Regions from separate parts of the Homo sapiens genome. Here region 2 is linked to region 1. Evidence: chromatin loops called from intact Hi-C (ENCODE). Cell type or tissue: PC-3. All regions are shown on one strand. Each heading gives the region's core, and the rest is flanking DNA. Links, peaks and the distances in the headings are about the cores only.

Evidence for each region. Hi-C counts contacts between places; a loop is a spot of excess contacts. Peaks named below come from ENCODE experiments on the same cell type or tissue, not always from the same donor. Only the 100,000 strongest peaks of a DNase experiment are listed, where the experiment ranks them.
Region 2: a loop joins it to region 1, with 10 times the contacts of the local background. A loop is called at or near these places in 2 of 110 quality-filtered maps.

The regions. Positions count from the first base shown.
Region 1 is chr12:107,053,333-107,061,728 of GRCh38, reverse strand. All of the region lies in intron 1 of CRY1 (cryptochrome circadian regulator 1), which reads left to right. Among named protein-coding and RNA genes, the nearest start is that of CRY1, 36 kb to the left of the region's middle. In PC-3, for the core only: no CTCF peak of the experiment used is centred there; a DNase peak (open chromatin) is centred at 4,358; H3K27ac peaks cover 1,221 bases.
Region 2 is chr12:106,986,884-106,993,081 of GRCh38, reverse strand. MTERF2 (mitochondrial transcription termination factor 2) reads left to right here and starts at 5,936. Exons shown (of 3, transcript NM_001033050.3): 1 at 5,936-6,113. It overlaps CRY1 (cryptochrome circadian regulator 1), which reads left to right. Exons shown (of 13, transcript NM_004075.5): 11 at 46-117; 12 at 192-295; 13 at 1,081-1,718. The coding sequence ends at 295. In PC-3, for the core only: no CTCF peak of the experiment used is centred there; DNase peaks (open chromatin) are centred at 3,901 and 5,911; H3K4me3 peaks cover 917 bases; H3K27ac peaks cover 1,154 bases.

The sequences.
Region 1 (8,396 bases), core at 1,933-5,932:
TGAAGAAATATTTTCCAAGTCCAAATGCAACTAAAGAATGTATTAGGGGCCGGGCGCAGTGGCTCATGCCTGTGATCCTAGCACTTTGGGAGGCTGAGGTGGATGGATCACTTGAGGTCAGGAGTTCAAGACCAGCCTGGCCAACATGGTGAAACCCCATCTCTACTAAAAAGACAAAAAAATTAGCCGGGCGTGGTGGTGGATGCCTGTAATCCCAGCTACCCAGGAGGCTGAGGCAGGAGAATTGCTTGAACCTGGGAGGCAGAGGTTGCAGTGAGCTAAGATCACGCCACTGAACTCTGTACTCTAGCCTGGACAACAGAGTGAGACTCCATCTTAAAAAAAAAAAAAAGACTGTATTAGGAATCAGTTTATTACTATTTCCTGAATTGAAGCATTTGGCTGTCAGCTTTTTTAGGGTTCACTGAATTAACTTCTGAGTGCTTATAGTAGTGAGCCATCACTAATAAGGTAAAGAGACACTGGTAAAATATTGTGGTAGAAAACGATCATTGTTATTATTAATTAAAATATGTTTACATTTTATTAAACATTTTAATATATTTTCTATTAATTTACCTGAATTTAGTGGTCCACATATATGTTAAATAGTTGTTATAGCCATAGATCCTTTAATGAACTTTTTAATAAAAGTTTGATAAGAAATAGGAGTTTAATAAACACAGACTTCCAGCTTTTTGGGAATCTCAGTAAAGAGAAATAATTTTTTTTGTTTGTTTGATTTTTGTTTTTTGAGACAGAGTCTCACTCTGTCACCCAGGCTGGAGTGCAGTGGCGCGATCTCAGCTCACAACTTCCGCCTCCCGGGTTCAAGCCATTCTCCTGCCTCACCCTCCCGAGTAGCTGGGACTACAGGTGCCCGCCACCACACCTGGCTAATTTTTTGTATTTTTAGTAGAGACGGGGTTTCACTGTGTTAGCCAGGATGGTATCCATCTCCTGACCTCGTGATCCGCCCACCTCGGCTGGGATTACAGGCGTGAGCCACCACACCCGGCCCAAATTTTTTTAAAAAAGAGTTAAAAGGTCATAGTTTCTCTTCAGAAAGACCTGCGTTCAGTTCCTGATTTGAGCATTTACCCACTAACAACATGTGTGACCTGGGTAGGATATTTAACTTTTCTAAGATTGTTTCTTTATTTTTAAATGGAGATAATACTATCTTAGTCTGTTGTGTGCTGCTATAACACAGTACCAAAGACTGGGTAATTTTTAATGAACAAAAATATATTGCTTATGGGTTTGGAGGCTGGGAAGTCCCAAGATGAAGGGGCTGGCATTTGATAGGACCTTCTTGCCCCATCATCCCATGGCAGAAGAGCAAAGAGAGGACAAGAGAGAGAGAGCAATAGGAGGCTGAACTTGTCCTTAGATGAAGAACCCACTTCTGTGATAATGGCATTAATGAAATAGAGCCCTCCTGGCCTCATCACATCTTAAAGGTCCCACTTCTGAACGTTGTTGCATTGGGGATTAAGTTTCTAACATGTGCTTTTTGGGGGACACATTCAAACTATAGCACCACATATCTCATAGAATTGTTTGAGTATTAAATGAGATAAAGAAAAATACTTAGCATACTATATTGGGGAAATTATACTCAGTAAAATGTATATTAATATCAACGCATATAATATCAATATTTTGTTCTTTTATGTTACATGGATGGGGACTACAACTGATCACTCTGATCCAGATTAAATTTGATCTCAGATTACCTTTGATCTGCATAGTACCAAAATATTTATTTATATCACACATATTTATTAAAAACAGTATTATTTATAGATAACAATAAATTGGTGAATTACACTGAGATCACATAATAGGCTTGAAGTTAACTAAAGCCTGCAGGTCTTGTTCATTTCACCTGCTGCCAGGCTCTGTTGAGAGGATTTCTGAACCTAAATGCAGAGCCTTACCTGTGTAGATTCATTTTGTTTTCAACCCAGTGTTCAGTTGTTTGGTATAATTCTGAGTTCTGTCACTGTGAGATCATCATTACTATTTATGTTGATATAGTATACATCATCTACTGGTTGGATATCATGGATTTTGTTTGATATCTAAATTGGAGAACTATTTATTAAATTGTACAGCTGTATATAGATGACTTTAGAAGTCTTGTCCATTATTTTTTCAAACCTGTATTCATGATCAGGCATGGTAGCTCATGCCTGTAATCTCAACACTTTGGGAGGCTGAAGTGGGAGGATTGCTTGAGGCCATGAGTTCAAGACCAGCCTGGGCAACATAGCGAGACTTCATCTCTACTAAAAAAACGGAAAAAAAATTAGACAAGTATGGTGGTGCCCACTAGTTTCAGTACTCAGGAGGCTGAGGCAGAAGGGCCACTTGAGCCAGGGAGGTTGAGGCTGCAGTGAGCTGTGATCATGCTACTGCACTCCAGCCTGGGCAACAGAACAAGACCCTGTTTCAGAAAAATAAACAAAATCTCTATTCATGTCCCATTTTTGGTTATGATATCAATTTGGGGGGTTGTAACTTACATTAAAAATAATGAAATAGACTAGAAAATATTAGGCACATTATGTCATAAGAGCATTCTGTTTTATGAAACTTTTGTTTTAGTTACATACACCAAACACATACATGTTAGTTGCACTGGATCATTTTTCTTACTATTAATATGAGGGACTGCCAGAAAGTTTGAATGTCACTGATTTCGTCCACTTATTAGATGAGGAAATAGGTCCAGTGAGATTAAACCACTTGCCCTAGGCCATATCTGTGCTTACAGTGTCTTAATATAAAACGTGATTGATTAGATTCCAAATCCTTTTAGCTTTTTTGTATAATTGAAAATAATTATGAAATCATCAAGAGCTGTATGGGTACAGAAAGCCTCATGATAGGCTCATTGGTATTAGAATCCTTATTCCAGGTTAGAATTTATTCATTCAACAATACTTTATTGGCTACAATTCATCCAGTTAAAAATCTTATCAACATTCAGAATTTTCTGTCTTCGCAAAAAGCATCATTTACTTTGCCATATACTATTGTCATATGTTATTGCCAGTCTAATAATCAGAAAGTGAAAAGAGGTTATCTTGACATGACCTTATTAGTAATTCAGTTTTTTATTTTAGAACAAGCTCTGTTTTCTAAGTACTTCTAAACTTTGTTTAATAACCCTTTATGTTACCTTCCTGAGGAAAGTAAGCACACTTACTGGCTTGTAAGGAATTTTCCCCACTGATAGCCACCTTTAAAAATCCAACTTGTTTTTTCATCTCCAGTCCTGTAACTATTTTCTCAACTTGAGCTCATTCATTGTGTCTGTGGTGTTCTGTTACTCTTGCCAAGAGGTTTATCTTGGACTTTTGTTCTCTCTTTAGGTTTGTACACTCCTATTTAAAGTTTCTTATTGAAGCGTGTGAGTGTGTGTGTGTGCATCTGTGTCTGTGTGTATGTATTTACCAGGTGCTAGTGGAAGAGGACGTTCTGCATTCTCTCTGTCATTTATTAATATTATATTATTCTGAGTTATAGGCTTGTATTCTCTTTGTTAATTTTCTTGCCATGAGCATGAATTTTAAAAGGAGTTATATTCTCATCTTTAACTTTTTTTTAAACTTCAGTTTGAATATTCCTGACACTTTATATATTTGTTTGTTTTTTTATTTTTGAGACAGGGCCTTGCTCTGTTGCCCAGGCTGGAGTGCAGTGGTGTGATCATGGCTTACTACAGCCTCAAACTCCTGGGCTCAAGTGGCCTCAGCCTCCTGAGTAACTGGGACCACAGGCACATGCCACCATGCCCAGCTAATTTTTTTTGTTGTTTTTTTGGAGAGACGGCGTCTCACTTTGTTGCCCAGGCTGGTCTTGAACTCCTGGCCTCAATCAGTTCTCTTGACTCAGCCTTCCAAAGTGTTGCAGTTACAGGTGTGAGCCACCAGTCCTAACCTTAATTAACTCATTCTTATTTTTTCATTTATTTATTCATTCTTATAGAGACAGGGTCTTGCTCTGTCACCCAGGCTGGAGTACAGTGGCATGATGATAGTCCACTGTGGCCCCCAGCTCCTGGACTCAGGTGATCCTCCCACCTCAGCCTCCCAAGTAGCTAGGAGTACAGGCACATACCACCACGCCCAGCTAAGCTGAAACTTTTCTTAAAGGCTTTTGTTTGTTTTTGCAGTTTTACTCAATTATATGCCAGTCCTCTCATCTTTGAAATGTGGGTTTGTGAGAAAACTTTGGAGAGAAAGAAAGAGGCATTCTTCTATTCCCTCACTCCTGATGTTAGATTCCGCTCGTTTTACTCATTCACGAGTGGGTAGGCAGGGCTTTCTTTTTAAATTCCTGTGCCATATTGCCTCCTGATTTGCCAACCCATTATTTGCTGATTATTATTTATGCCTATTAAGTGACAGGCACTCCATAAATCTTTCTACTTGGCATTTATTGGGCTTTCTTTATACCATTTTCATTGTTTAGTCAGTGTAGATTTTTCAATCTTGTTAACAAAAGTATGACTAAGTATTGTACAATACTTACTGCAGTATATTATGGTGCTTATGTAACTATTTGCTCTTCTGTATTGTAAGTACTTAGGAGGCATCTAATGCAGTGACTTCATTTTCTCTTAATTTTTTCTTTTTTTTATTGTTACATGATAGCTTTACATATTTCTTACATACTAGACAATCATCTGTAATCACTTTACTTCTGCCTAAAATATATCATTTAGAATTTTTTTTAGTGACATCTTTTGGAGACAAACTCTTTTATCTTTTATCAAAATGTCTATATGTTTGTCTTAATTCTTGAAAGATATCTTCATGAATATAGAATTTTAGGTTTCTGGGTTTGTTACCAGTTTATTGAAAATATTCTGTTGTCTTCTGGTTACCTTTATTGCTGTTGGAAACTGTTTCTCCTTTGAATGTAATTTGTCATCTACTCCTATCCTCTAGCTGCTTTGAAGATTTTTCTCATTTTTTGAAAGATTATTTGTGGGAACTTCCTGAGGCCTTTTATAAGGTTGTCTTCCTCTAGAACAATCTTTTGGCTTCCCTGGGCCACATTGGAAGAATTGTCATAGGCTACACATAAAATATACTAACATTAATGATAGCTGATGAGCTTAAAAAAAAAAAAGTCTGTGCTTAAATCTCATAATGTTTTGAGAAAGTTTACAAAATTGTGTTGGGCCACATTCAAAGCTGACCTGGGCCACATGCAGCCCGCAGGCCACAGGTTGGGCAAGCTTGCTCTAGAATTTGAACTTACTTCTTAATGGCATTAGAGTCATTACCACTGCAGGGCACTTTAAATTTATTGTTTGAGATTTCTTGTGCCCCTCTGATGAAAATCCACCTAAGGGCTGGCCAGTGCTTACAGCCTATAAATTCTTTACTTTTTATTTATATTTTCCATCTTTTTCTGCTGAGTGCCAAGGCAACCTCACAAAAGGTGTGGAGGAGGATTTTGTTTCTGGTTCACGTCTTCCCTAACGATGTCTAGCCTTTTGGCATCTTGGCTTAATGTTTTGGAGTATCTTAGACTCTCTGTCTTGAGCTGGTTCTAGGCTTTAATTTCTGTCCTTGTACCGTGAGGCTGTCAAAACCACTATTAAGGTTCTCTGGGATTATTAGCAAATGTTCTTAGGGCAAAAACTAATTATATGTTCGACTTAGCTTTTGGTTTGGGAATTCCTTATTGTCTTGCCAACTCTTTAGGGAGATATTTTATATATCTTAACCAGTATTTTTGTTTGTTTAGACCAATTAGATTGATCTAAATAACCTAAGCTGTTACTTGAAATTGAAACCCATTTAGCTTTATTCTTGTTTGATATAAATATATGTAGTATCTATGGTTATTTTGCCCTTTTCTTTCATTCTTTTTTTTTTTGAGACAGGGTCTTGCTCTGTCTCCTACACTCAAGCCATTCTCCTGCCTCAGTCTCCCAAAGTGCTGGGATTACAGGTGTGAGCAATTACACCCAAACCTTTTCATTTTTGATATTGCTTATTTGTGTCTCCTACCTTTTGTCCTGATACATTTCATCAGAGGTTGGTTAGTTTTATTGTCTTTTCAGACAACCAACTTTATTTGCCTTCACTATGGTAGGTTTGTTTTTTATTTCAGAATGTGTTAATTTTATTTCTTTGTTCTGCTTTTTTTTACGCTAACTTATTGAAATGGAGTTAGCCTATTGAATACCCTATTTAGCCTATTCAATTTAATAGGCTGAATTCTTAGGCTATTTTTAGCCTTTCCTTTTTATCTGATACAATTATTTAGGTGTGTAAATATCCCTCTAATTGCTACTGTAGTTTTATTCCACATTCTCTTTAATGTGGTATTTTCATTATTCAGTTCAAAATATTTTCTAAATTTTGTTATGATTTTTTTCTTTGGTCTGTGAATTATTTAGAATTATATCCTTTGTTACTTATAATATTTATTATATTCCAAACATGCAAAGTTTTCTAATTGTCTTTTCAGTATTAATTTTTAGCATAAATACGTCAAGGTCAGAGACTATGCTGTAAATAATTTCAGTTCTTTGAAATTTATATAGACTTTTTTTTAAATGGTCCAATATATGCTGAATTTTTAAAAATGTTCCATGTGTATACTGCTGTCTTCATTGTTATTAGACGGGATATTCTTTGTTTTTCCATTAGGTCAAGGTTGTTAATAAGTTGTCCAAATCTTCTGTACTCATTTTTGGTCTGCTTATCTCAATTATTATCAGAAGAATGTTAAAATCCCCACAGTTTAATCATAGATCTGTCTTTATTTGAAGCTCTGTCATTTTTACTTTATACAATTTGAAATGCTAAAATTAAATATATGTTCTCCTGGTGAAGTGAAGGCTTTTGTTCTTATCATTACGAGGTGTGGAGAAATGTGTAAAATATGTATATATTTAGATGATTATTAACCTGGTTAAAGTCATTATGAACGTGACTTTATAGTATATTTCTTTACAGTTCATTATGTTTATAATTAATATAGCTATGGCAGCTTTCTTTGGTATGTTTATAGTCAACTTTTTTGTATCCCTTTTTTTTTTTTTCAAACTTTCTGGAGTCTTTTAGATGTCTCTTGTAAATAGCATATATTAACTTTTGTTTATTTAGTCTGATAGTTTTTAATTAATTGAAGCCTTTCGTTAGTCTGTTTACATTTGTTATAATTACCAAAGTATTTGGATTTATTGTCATATTATTTTGTGTTTTCTTTTTGTCCTTCCTGTTCTATTTTTTAATATTCTTTTAAATTCTGTTGTTTTAAATTTCATTAATTTCTTTCTAATAACTAGATTTATTAATTTATCAGACTTAATAAATTTATTAATTAATAAAATAATTACACATTATTTTAGCTATTCTTTTAGTGTTTACTCTAGAAATTACCAGAAGCACATTGGTTAATGTCTAAAGTTAATCAATAATTTTGTCTATTTATTAGATAATTCAAGGCCCTTGAAACGCAAACTCTAATTACCTTTCTTCTGATTTATATATTCTAATTCTGGTCATTTCTCTGTTTTTGTTTTTAAAAACCAAAATATATTATTCTTGTTTTATAAGGCCAGTATTCATTTACCCACATATCTACTATTTACAATGTTCTTTATTCTTCCTAGCATCTCAGCTCTTCCATTGGGGAACATTTTTCTTTTATCTCAGATGTATCTTTTAGAATTCTCTATAGAAAAAGACTGGTGATGGTAAACTCTCTTAGGTTTGTTTGAAGATACTGGCCTTGTTTACACTGGATATAGAATTCTAGGTTGACAGTGATTTTCTCTGAGCCTGTTGGGGATGTAGTTATAGTCAGCTGCCACTCCCACTCATACTTTTTTTGGGGGTAATATCTTGTTTCTTTTTGTCTAATTTTAAATATTCTCTTTCTCTGACATGTTCTGAAGTTTTTCGATGATGAATCTCCGTCTGAGTTTCTTTGTATTTACTTCTCTTGGATTTACAGTGCTCCTTGAAACCTGTCTGTTGCTATCTTTCATCAGCTTTGAAAGTTTTTCAGCTGTTACTTTTTCAGATCTTGCTTTGCCTTGCTTTATTTTCTCTTTTTGGAAATACATTTGTAGCCGGCCACCGTGGCTTATGCCTGTAATCCCAGCACTTTGGGAGGCCGAGGCAGGCAAATCACCTGAGGTTGGAAGTTCGAGATCAGCCTGACCAACATGGAGAAACCCCCTCTCTACTAAAAATACAAAAAATTTGTCGGGTGTGGTGGCACATGCCTGTAATCCCAGCTACTCAGGAGGCTGAGGCAGGAGAATTGCTTGAACCCGGGAGGCAGAGGTTATGGTGAGCTGAGATTGCGCCATTGCACTCCAGCCTGGGCAGCAAGAGTGAAACTCCGTCTCA
Region 2 (6,198 bases), core at 2,199-6,198, 69 kb after region 1:
TGGATTTGATTTTAAGTAATTTTACTGTGTTTTAAATACTAACAGGTTGCTCTCAAGGGAGTGGTATTTTACACTATGCTCATGGCGACAGTCAGCAAACTCACCTGTTGAAGCAAGGTAAGAATGAAGCATTGGAGCATACTGTTCTTTTTCCTTTTCCTATCTTAAACATACATTTTTTAAATGTGCAGGAAGAAGCTCCATGGGCACTGGTCTCAGTGGTGGGAAACGTCCTAGTCAGGAAGAGGACACACAGAGTATTGGTCCTAAAGTCCAGAGACAGAGCACTAATTAGGTAAATATTTTAGAGCTGTATTTCTTGCTTTAGAAGAGTATATAATTAACATAAATTAAGATAATTTCAAAAATGGAGCAAATCTCTATTTTCAAACCAGAAAATCTTGAGGCATTAATTTTTAAGCAATTTTTACAAACTCAGTTAATTTTTGGTCAAGAGACATGCATCTGTACTGGAGAAATTGTTGCACCAGTTTTATATTCATCTGAACCAATGCTCTTTAAATTAGAGATGTTTATGATTTTGTGGTCAAGTTTTTTCTTAGAAAAAGACAACTTTTTTATTTCCTTACTATGTAACTATGAGTCTAAAACAATTAAAGTGGCCTGTTTATTTTAGTGACATTAATATAATCTTTTTATGAACTTTCCCCTAAATCTTTGCCTCTTAAATGTTGATAAATTTCTTTTATCTGTTATGATGCTTCTAAAATCTAAATTATTTCCAATTTGGGAATAGTTCAAAATTTTTTAAAATGCTGGCCCTTATTAGAAGTATCAGAAAGCCTTGCCTGCATTCAATTTAATTGGATTTGGGATGTCATTTTGTGATTTAAATTAATATGAAAAATATTTATACGTTGGATTTGCCAGTTTTTAAAAATTTTCTGTTTCTTCAGTTTCTAACACTGTTTACATTTTTTATTGCTTAGTTTTTTTATGTCAACCTAATTAGACTATAAGTATCTTGAAGATAAGGTCAATAAACACTCATCACATTTTTGTCATTGAATTATTTGCAATCAAGCTTTACCTAGTTTTTTTTTCCCCCTTAAATCACAGAAAACATTCAGGAGGAATACTGTTGCAGCTGAAATTGGTGGGGAGTTCAATACTTTTCAATTAAGTTATTTAAAAATATTCTTCATTGATGGAAAGCAGTTACATATTGAAATATGTTGTTTCTAATGACATTTCTGTGGTTTTTAACTTTTTAATGAATTTCACAGAGGACAATTGGTAATTTGTATATAAAGAACTTGGCAAGAGAATTTGCTTAATGTAAATATAAACAGTCACAATTAGTATAGACCCATCGATATATTTTTGATAATTTTTCATGTATGGTAAAGTTAAAATGACAAATTGATATTCTGATATAAAACTCAAAGTTTTGAAGTCAGTGGGAAAAAAGGAGGTTTTTAGACTTTCTTAAAAGACGTTAAAATTTTAGGACAGAATTTTCTTGATGTTGTTTGATCTAACTTTGCACTCTTTGATAATAATGTTTTAGATAATGTGCGTAATCCAAATTGGTATTGTAGCCTCTGTTAACACAGACAGTATATGTTTTAAACTTTGATGTAAACCTTTTTAGACCCAAACTTGTGGAAGTATCATGTGTTAAGTTCTCTGTCTCTGTTTCTTTGTTCATTTATTACTAAAATGAACTTGTTATTAAAGTATATGCAAATATGAAATCTTGTGTACGTGTTTTTTTTTCTTTTTTGGTAAGGGAGAGAGTATTGCTGTATGATATATGATTACAAATTACAAAGAGATTCTATAAACCACATCATCATTTTGAAGGAACAGCTACCATATGTTTAGTTAAACAGTGTTTTTCAAAATTATATGCAAGAAAGAGGTAAAACTAAAGGGACTTTTTTCAAGTAATGGCATTTGTAACCATAAATCAGGCAGTATGGGCTAGCAATCAATAGAGTGAGCTCTCGAGTCAAATGCCCATTTCTGCCATTCATTAGCTTTGAGGTCTTGAGCAAGTTTAACCTTCTATGTCTTCTTTCTTCTTATCTATAAAATAGGGATGAGGGTAGTATCTGCTTTATAGTTCAGTTCCATGTAAAATACTTATGAGCTGGCATGTGATAGGGTACTCAGTGTTAGCCACAGGGCTGCCATGCTGTGTCACCCCCTGTCGTGTACAGTGCACAGTCTGCATAGCTGTATGCCACAGCTCTGGTTAGCTGCCATTATTTTTATTAGTATTGTTATTATCCCTTTAGTGTTCTCTAGTAGGTTAGTTCTTGCCATTCTGAATTATAACCAGTGGCTTTTCATTTTCCCATCATTAATCATGATAGATATTTAGTATGATAATTTAAAGATAACTGAAGATAAAAGTTGAGTAAAAATACAGAAACGATAACATTTTAGATGATATGCATTTTTAAAAATATCCTGGATAGTGAATTAACAATGATCAATAAATTCCATTACTGAGGCTAGGTGTGGTGGCTCACGCCTATAATCCCAGCACTTTTGGAGGCTGAGGTGGGAGGATCACTGAAGCCCAGGAGGTCAAGGCTGCAGTGAGCTATGATTGTGCCACTGTACTCCAGCCTGGGTGGACAGATCAAGACCTCATCTGAGCTGGGTGTGGTGGCTCATTGCCTGTAATCCCAGCACTTTGTGGGGTTGAGGCGGGAGGATCACTTAAAGCCAGGAGTTTGAGACCAGCCCTGGAGACTTAGCAAGACCCCATCTCTATTTTTAAAAAATCAATATAAAAATAAAAAAAAAGTAAAGAAGACCAGGCAGGGTGGCTCATGCCTATAATTCTAGCACTTTGGGAAACTGAAGTGAAGCAGGAGAATCACTTGAGGCATGAACCCAGGAGGCGGAGTTTGCAGTGAGCCGAGATCACATCACTGCACTCCAGCCTGGGCGACAGAGTGAGACTCTGTCTCAAAAAAAAAAAAATGATTAGCCTGAACAACATCTTGGGACCCCATCTCTACAAAAGGAAACAACAAAAATATTAGCCAGGTGTGGTGGTGTGCACTATGGTCCCAGCTACTTGGGAGGCTGAGGTGGGAGGATGGCTTGATCTAGGGGATTTGAGGCTGCAGTGAGCTATGATTGCACCACTGCACTCCAACCTGGATGACAGGGTGAGACCTTGTCTCGGGGATGGGGCGGCAGGTGGGAAATCCATTACCGAGAAAAAGAATAAGAAAAAATCCTGTGCTTTATCGTTCTTTTTTCACCACTGTTAAAGTGAAGTAATATTTTAATTGTTTTTTATGGTAAGTGTACCTCACATCCTACTCTTTGGACCTGGTTGTACAGTGCAGAGTTGAGAAATTCATAGACCTGAGATTTACCATCACCGTACAAGAGGTCATAGATTTCAGTTTTCTTGTTGTTATTTTGAGACAGAGTCTCACTCTGTCGCCCAGGCTGGAGTGCAGTGGCACGATCTCGGCTCACTGCGGCATCTGCCTCCTGGGTTCAAGCGATTCTCCTGCCTCAGCCTCCCGAGTAGTTGGGACTACAGGCGCGTGCCATCACGCCCGGCTAATTTTTTGTATTTTTTAGTAGAGACAGGGTTTCACCGTTAGCCAGAATGGTCGCGATCTCCTGACCTCATGATCCGCTGGCCTCGGCCTCCCAAAGTGCTGGGATTACAGGCATGAGCCACCGCGCACGGCCAAAGATTCAGTTTTAATGTGAATAAATAAACAGTAAAAGAACACTATCTCAGCATAAGCACTGGTATGCTATTTATAAATGTAAGAGGATTTTTTTTTTATTAGGGAGTTTTTTGGAAAGCTTTTTCAGTTTGGTGTAAATAGTGGTCAAAATGAATCACTGAAAGGGAAAGAAAAGGCATCAGTCATCATGCTCTACTTGAGCAGATACATGATGTTCGAATCAGTGTTCTCCCCTTAACTAGAAATCCTACTTGTGGTTAAGGGATTTAAGACATTTTACTCATTCAGCAAATACTTCTTCAATTCTTATTGCCAAAAACTGTACTGACAACTTGGGAAAATTATATTGAGAGAACCAGGGTTTTGAATGAACTGTACAAAGTCCTTATGTTTTTCATATTTGCTTAAAATAAATAAGTAAATTTGAGATATAAAAGTCTATCAGTATTTTTAATGCATCTCTTACATACTAGAAATTTCAGGATCTTCTCACAATTCAAATGTGTTTGTAATTTTCTTGTACATAATATGCATAATTGTAAGTTCTTTTCCCCTTTTCTTCATTCAAGGTTTTTTTTCTGATTATATGGTCCTAGAAATGCACTGTTTAAATATTTGGGCTGGAAAAAACTTTGAGTAGCATTTATTTAATACAGTTGGCATAGCTGATTTGTCAGTTTCAAGTTTTGATTACAATGCACGGGGTCATATGTATTGTAATTCCTTGCACAATTACGTGGAGCCCTAATACAAGCTTCCAGCACCCTGGTGCACATTTCTGCTCCCTCCCTCCTGACCAGTGATGGCAGCTTGCAGTTCTAAGTCCTGAGTTTACATTCCTTAACTTCCTTTTCTGTATCCTAATTTCCTTTTCCTAAGTGCAAATGACACACTTTGGTTAGTCTGGACCCCAAATCATTTTATTTCAGGAAAAAGTGTGCAATAAATCTATGCATAATAGAGTTTTTATATTCGGATAACTCAGGAGTTGCTGGACAAACACCCCCCAGCTGTACACATGAGTTGCTCAGATCATTCTAGAATATCCTAGAGATCAGAGGTGGGTGATCTTGAGGAGCCAGGATTCTTGCTGCTACTCAGTGGAGTTAAATGCACGTGTGAGCTCCTCTCAATATAGCCTGTTGAGCCTAAACTGCATAGTGAGACTAGACTCAAAGATTTAGTTAACATTTCCTGAGTTCCTACTGTGTGCCCAGCATTGTTGACAGAAAAAATAATCAGTAGCCTCAAGGAATTCACTCCACAGGGTGCGAGGGCAGTCTGTATGCCAGTGCCACCGACGGCAGAACTGTGCACAGTGTGCTACGAACACCTGACAGCAGACACCTCCAGCTGGGAAAACCAGTTTTCCTGACTCCAACTCCACACAAACAGAATCACCAGGCCCAGCTCAGGGCACCCTGTCCTCGATAACACTTAACTAGGTGTGATTAGTCACGTTATTAGTTGTTGATATCTCTGCCCTCCACTAGAATGTAAGCTCCATAAGGACAGGGAATGTGTTTTATTCCCCCTCTATTTTCTCATTGCTGTTTCAATATGCTTGGCACTTAGCAGGCCTGCCATAAATACTTGTTTTTTGGATGGATAAATGTGAAAATAAATGAGAGAGACATTCAGCCTGGCTTTAAGGAGAAATTAACGTGTTTAGTGTATGAGGTTGGGCATCACCGGTAATAATTAGAATGGAAACCACTTGGCAGTTTATCAGAAAAGGGGAGTATTTAGGTGAAGGTGGCAAGGAGGGAGAGAAAGGAGAATGGCTTTTAAAGACAGTCGCTAACTGCTGGGGTAGGGTGGGGGCGGGGAAGAGTTCAGATGTGTTTCAAAGAACTTTGGGGGTTTTTTAAACATTTCTTTTGTAAGTTGGTTCTTTACCTAACTGAATTATTTTGGGAACAGTGATTGGCTCTATCTTAAAGATATAGCGGTTTCTGTTACTTCTTTTTTTTCTTATATTTTCTAAGCGTCAAAGCTACTGGAACTCCGCTTCCTAAAATGCTGGGAAGGAAAGGGTGTGAAAATGCCAGATGCCCCCGCCAGCACAGGCTGGGCTGCCTGGAAAGCCGATTCCCACTCCGACTCGCCCTCGTGGTGCGGGGAGGGACGCGTAGTTGTGTCCCGCGCTCTGACTGGCTGCGTTGGGACGCGGGGGCGTGTCTTGGGGGGGCGGGGGTTGGCGGTCATCTCCCGAGCCCTGATTGGCCATGGGCGAAGGGACTGATGGCCTGGTTGGCGCTGCTGAGAACTGTCGGGAGCTTCTTGAGACCGAGGACCGAAATCCCGGCTCCAGGCCTCGGGGACTGCGGACTGTGGGGAGGCTGGCCGGAGAGAGAGGGAAGGACGGGGCCTGGCCCCCGGGACTCCCTGTGCCTTGCTTGGAGCTGACGCCGACGGGTGAGTCGCCCCCTTCCTCTGCTCCTGGGCGTGTTCCTCACCAGCGGCGCCGCAGCGGTCAGGGCCCGCAAAACCCCACGCCTCG